Linked DNA regions of Mus musculus: region 2 is linked to region 1. The links are chromatin loops, found by intact Hi-C in ENCODE. Cell type or tissue: left cerebral cortex. All regions are shown on one strand. Links, peaks and the distances in the headings refer to the core of each region. The heading gives the core; the rest is flanking DNA. Region 1 has its middle 14 kb from the start of Gm32379. Region 2 overlaps Gm32224 (a long non-coding RNA gene).

Region 1 (2,814 bases), core at 214-2,713:
AGTGAGTCAAGCTTCTGGGGTCCACTGGGGATGCTTCAGGAACAGAATGGAGATTCTAGTGCTCCCCCAAACTCAGAGATCATCCATTGCAAGTAGCATCTCCCAGGGGGGACACCCCACAAAGGGATAGCAGTCCCTTTCCTAGCAACCCCAGCAGCTCAGAGGGCTAGAGGCCACAGAGTTCTAGAGATCAGGAACATCACAGTCTATTCTTGAAGTCTAAGGAATCTGGAGCCATGACCTTGTAACTGGTGTTTTACAATGTTAACAGTTTTTTTGAGATGGCTACTCAAAAAAGAAACGGTGTGCAAAATTGAACAGACAGGTCTTTTTCACTCTCTGTTCCATCTCTCCGTACCATGACATCTTCCACTGCAAACCCCAAGGGCACTGAGACACACACCATGTGCCTTTGGGAGTATGTCACTACAGTTAGAAAACAGAGACAAGAGCTGGAACTTCAGCCCCACTGACCTGACTTCAAGCCCCACACGGCCATTAACACGAGGTAGAGTCTGTTATCCAGGAAGACGCTCATGCAGAAATAGGTCCCATGAGGAAGGCTACCTTTGAGGTACTCCTAGAGCTGATGTGAGGTGACACTGGTCAATCACTTTGTTCGGCCTTGACCCATGGGATGTGTTTCATAGACGGTAGCTATGCTAATTAACATAGGTACAATAAAGTACAAGCCCCCTGCCGATCGTGTGAGGGACAGGATGATAATGACGGGTGATCAGGCTGCCAGCTATGACTCTCAAGTGTCTGGCTCTCAGGAGTTCAATGTTTCCTATCACACTCTGTCACTGACGCTTCTTGTCCAGGAATGTGCCCACCCCGTGTGGGACCAAGAGAGAGCAGAATGGCATCTTGTGATGGGCCAGGTACCCACACCCTCTGCTCAAGGACTTTGCTGAGAGCTAAGAATGATCATATCCATTTAACAGATAGGAATCCAGAACTTTCCTGAGGACCCAGAGTTGGACAGGGGACAGTTCAGGGACACAGGCCTGGCTCCTCAAAGATATAAGCCCAATGCCTCTGCCTCTGAATTAAATCCTTTGCCATGATCCACAGATACTTCTAGAAAAGAATTATCATGCCATTGACTGACTTCCCAATGATGCACAGATCACTCCAGAATCCAGGACTTAATGCATGGAGCTTTCCCCACAGGCCTGAGTCCCAAAGATGCTGCCAGCAGAGGATGCCTTAAACCTTCCTCCTGACAGTCTCGCTGGCAGAATCCCAGAACTGCAGTGCTGAGGGACCTGGAAGAAGTCTTTGAAGTCTCCCTCATACGGAGCTGCAGAAAGAGGCTTGTTGTCTTATGCAGAGAGCAGTTGAAGATATCAAAGGGAAGATAGGATGTTAAATTTGAGTGATCAATGTTTAATAGTCAGGGTTGTAAGCTGTCACGAGGGATGCAGTGGGTGGGAAGCCTCACGTACTGTAGGATTTGAGATGACACTGCCCCGGGCTGTGGAGGAGCCCTCTGGCATCCCTGTAAATAGGGAGGACAGATCAAGAGGTACAGGGGTGAGCCCACACTCCTCTGCCTGGCTGCTTATGTGGGGGGCATTGCATAGAATAGGGATGTTTTGGGTGGAAGTAAACCCTCAGATTCTGACCAAGCAGCAACCAATCATACAAATATTGGTCTCTTCTCAACAGGACGGTTAAGGGCCCCCAGAAAGGTAGAGAGGGGTCCACCTTGGATTAAGGAGACCTGAGGATCCAGCCCTTGTCAGGGATAACTTCAACATTGCACTGAAACTTCTCTGGGCAGAAATAGGAGGCTGCATGGACTCTGGGAGAAATGGATGCTAAAGGGGGTGGGACCTTCCTCTGTAGGACAGTCTCAGGGGCAGAGCCTGCCCTTCTGGGTCTCCTAGCATCTATGATGTCTGTTGCCATTCACAAGAGCTTGGAGGAATGTCAGCTCCCTTGCTTTGTGATATCCAGACCCTAGCAGATGGGGTGAGCTCCCCCAACCCAGGCCCTCTGTCAGTCACCCTCACAGGTTGTTCTGTGGCAGGGAACACGGCTCCCTCTGGTCCCTCCCCTGGAGCTCATATGCACGGCTGTGGAGTGACAGGGCTGAGGACCAGAAGGAGCGAGCTCCCTAAAAGCTTTCTTGGCTGAAGAGCAAGAGACAGGCTGGGCTGTCCCCACAGGCAGCCCTCATCTGTTCCCAAATTCGGGCATCCCCAGAGAGCATCAGGAAGGGCTTGGAGGAGTGGAGATGCAGACTGACTGACAGAAGAACAAATCCTGAAACTCCAGCCCCTGTGCCTGGCTAGGCAGGGGCCTCCAGACCTCACATGGCTGCCTGCCACCTCCTGAGCAAAACACAATTTCACGACTCTTTGGGGGATAAAGGATTTTATTTACCTCTTTTCAAAAGCTTCAGAATTCTTCCTGAACATCAAATAACTCCTGGCAAACACATCCTGATGAGTAACACGAAGTGAAATAGAACCAGATGGGCTGACTCGCTCTGGGCTTGCGCGGGAGGGGGAAGGGCGGATCTCACTCACAGAGAGGCTGGGCTGTGGGCCACAGGAAGTGCATCAGGAGGGGGGCACAGCCTTCCAAGCAGGGAGGGGACAAAGTCCCCTGGACTTTGCCGGAGATGGAGTCACACTGCCTGCCATCTGGCTTTGTTGGGAAGAGAAAAGAAATGGGGTTTCCGGCAGCCTGTTGGTGGCACCCCAGCAGTGTGGATCATGCCAAGCCTGGCATCTATGGCACTTGGGACCCAGGGGACTCTGAGACATAAGCTCCTGTGATAGGGAGATTGGATGGCCAGTG
Region 2 (2,814 bases), core at 280-2,779, 78 kb before region 1:
TCCATACACAGGAGGATATTTCTCCTCCTGTGATGTATCTGAGATTTTGCAAACCCAAAGCAAGTGTATGCACAGCAGTAAATTTGTTGTCAGCAACTCCCTTCAGATAAACCAGGCTCAGACTAGGGGTGGCAACTCAAAGGGTAGAGCACTTGCCTAGTGTGCACAGAACTCTAGGTTCCATTCTTGGGACTAGACAGGTGGTCCACCCTTGTAATCTTGGCTCTCAGGAAATTGGAGATAGGATGATAAGGAGCTCAAGGTCATTGTGAGATTCACAATATCCAGTCTCTTAAATAAATAACAGCACCTTTCTCCTCTTCCCTGCCCCAAAAGGACTAGTGAGCTGGCTCAGTGGATAAAGGCCTTTCCTGACCCAAGTTTGACTCCCAAGGACAAGCATGGTGCAAGGAGAAAACCAATTCTCCTGAGTTGTTCTCTGCCCTACATATATATTTCATGGTATGCATAACATATACCCCACCCTAACACACACACACACACACACACACACACACACACACACATGCATGTGCAGCAATAAAAAAGTTAAGCAATATAATTTTTAGAATAAAAGATGTGTATATGTATGGACGTGTAACAGACTTGTTTCTTAATGCTGAGTTCATTTCTTTTTTGCTAGTAGATTATAGAGCCACAGACTGCCTGGGTAAGCCCTGGATCACCACACACGAGAGTAATTACTAATTACATGTTTCCCCATTCTGTGGCTTATTAGTAAATTGTATGTAGAGGGATCTGAAAGTAATTGCACTTCTCCTGTAACTTCGGCAGCTTGCAGAAACCAGAAGGAATTACCTTATTTACCTCCTAAGTGATTCCCAGTGGTTGTTTGTCAAATATACCGAATAGGGAAGACCATACAATCACCAAATCCTCTCCTGCTCATTAATGGTGTGTGAGGGTCACAAGAAATCTTAGTGGGAAAAGACTGCTAAAGAGCCACTGACAAATTTATGCAAACATCCCCAAGTGGCTGATAGATTAATTTTGATCATTGTTCAGAAAAGTGGGCCCTTTACATTATTAATAGTTGTCAGCTACAAGCAAATGTTTAACTGGAAACTTAGAAGAAGAGAACTTGATGTTTCTGAATGACGCTGTCTTTATGAGCCTTGTGTGTGGCAAGGAAAGATGGGTAGAAAGAAAGAAGAAAAAGCTCAGTATGCAGAAAGCCTGCTCCTTGCTTTGATGGTCTATGGGTAAATGGTTTTACTACCCTGAGCACTGGCTAGGGCTCCCTTCATTATCTAATAAACTGTAGCCATACTAAATTCCTTTCTCGTGTGTGTGTGTGTGTGTGTGTATGTGTGTGTGTGTGTGTGTGTACAAGCATGTGTTTCTGGTTCCTGAAGGTCAGAGGACAACATCAGTTGTTATTTGTTACATTTCAGGTCCCTTGTATCTTCTGTTTGAAGCAAACATTAGTGTGGAACTTCACCAAGAAGCTGGACTAGCTGGCCTCACTTGCATCCATCTGTCTCCACAGGGATATATAATTCTCACCACCTCTGGAATTACAAAGTCATATCACCATTCCTGAATTTTATATGATTTCTGGAGATCCAAACTTAGGTCCGCTCACTGTGAGACCAGTGCTTTGCCAACTGAGTCATCTCCTCAGCTTTTTTTTTTAAAAATAAATTTAAAACGGTAAAAGAAATTTTCTTCTTCTTCTTCTTCCTTTGTCTCTTCCCCTTCCCCTTCTTCTTCTCCTTTTCCTTCTCCTCCTCCTCCCTTCTCCTCCTCCTCTTTTTTTTTTTAAAAAGAAAATCTGATCCCAGACAAGCTCAAAGCTTCTGGAAGACACTGGCTGGGATACCAGCCTCTACCTTTGCTGGCAAAGAAAGATTTCTACAACAACACATGGACAGTCTTCCTGTGTGGTTGGTTTGGTCTGCAAGGTGGTGCATGCTTCTGACCTTTGGGGTACTTTAACAATGTTAGAAAAAAGGGTGGGGCCCAAAGGACTGGGGCTGGTTCAGTGATCAGTCTAAGAAATTTGATCCTGGTATTCCCTCTTCCTTCTCTTCAGACCTGCAAGACAAAGAGCCATCACAACCAAACACCACACTCAACAGCCTTTGCCTCCTTCTGGCTACACAGTGTTATGAGTGCATTGCTGACATAGGACGGGAGTCATAGGGAAAATGGTAATGAGGAATGACAGGCTACCACCCCAGGCCACCACAACAAGATGCTGGAACCATGGCTTATTCTGGGAGTACACTCATGGTTCTCTAATGATGACCTGGCTCTAGTCACATGTGTGGTGGCAGGACCAGAAGCCTCTTTTACACAGAGCCTAGAGCACCTTGACAGAAACAAGAAGCTAAAGCCCATGATCTCATGATCTGTTCATTCTTGTTGGCTACTCTCCTCGCTGCTCCTCTAGCAATCCACTCAATCCACTCATCCTACCAATCTCCTTGACCTACAGGCCTCCCATCCTCCACCCAGTGCTGAAGGTAGAATTGATGAATCTAGAATCAAGACAGTCATCATCATTGTCGTCATCGTCATCATCATCATCTCCCTGGCAATAGGGTCACGTGTGGGAAGGAAGGAATCCCTGCAAAGAAATAAAGTTCCCCAGAGAAAGTGAGAAAGCAGTGGCAGGGCATCCCTTGTATGCCAGGCCCTGGTTTAGGCTTGGGAGCACTTAATCTATTGTTGGTAGCAGATTTCAACCATGAAGCACCCTTTGCAGGAAGGGGACAACATCTGGAACAAGAACAGGGGACAGTGGTGGTGTGGAAGCCAAGTATTGGCTTGGAGTATAGGGACATCTGA

Evidence for each region. Peaks named below come from ENCODE experiments on the same cell type or tissue, not always from the same donor. Only the 100,000 strongest peaks of a DNase experiment are listed, where the experiment ranks them.
Region 2: it touches region 1 in a loop (2.4-fold over the local background); 2 of 42 quality-filtered maps call a loop at or near these places.

The regions. Positions count from the first base shown.
Region 1 is chr14:25,224,177-25,226,990 of GRCm38, forward strand. No RefSeq gene overlaps it. Among named protein-coding and RNA genes, the nearest start is that of Gm32379, 14 kb to the left of the region's middle. In left cerebral cortex, for the core only: no CTCF peak of the experiment used is centred there; DNase peaks (open chromatin) are centred at 1,240, 2,235 and 2,517; H3K4me3 peaks cover 561 bases; H3K27ac peaks cover 1,707 bases.
Region 2 is chr14:25,146,390-25,149,203 of GRCm38, forward strand. Gm32224 (a long non-coding RNA gene) reads left to right here. Exons shown (of 5, transcript XR_383270.2): 5 at 1,416-1,671. Among named protein-coding and RNA genes, the nearest start is that of 4930572O13Rik, 4.6 kb to the left of the region's middle. In left cerebral cortex, for the core only: no CTCF peak of the experiment used is centred there; a DNase peak (open chromatin) is centred at 1,545; H3K27ac peaks cover 285 bases.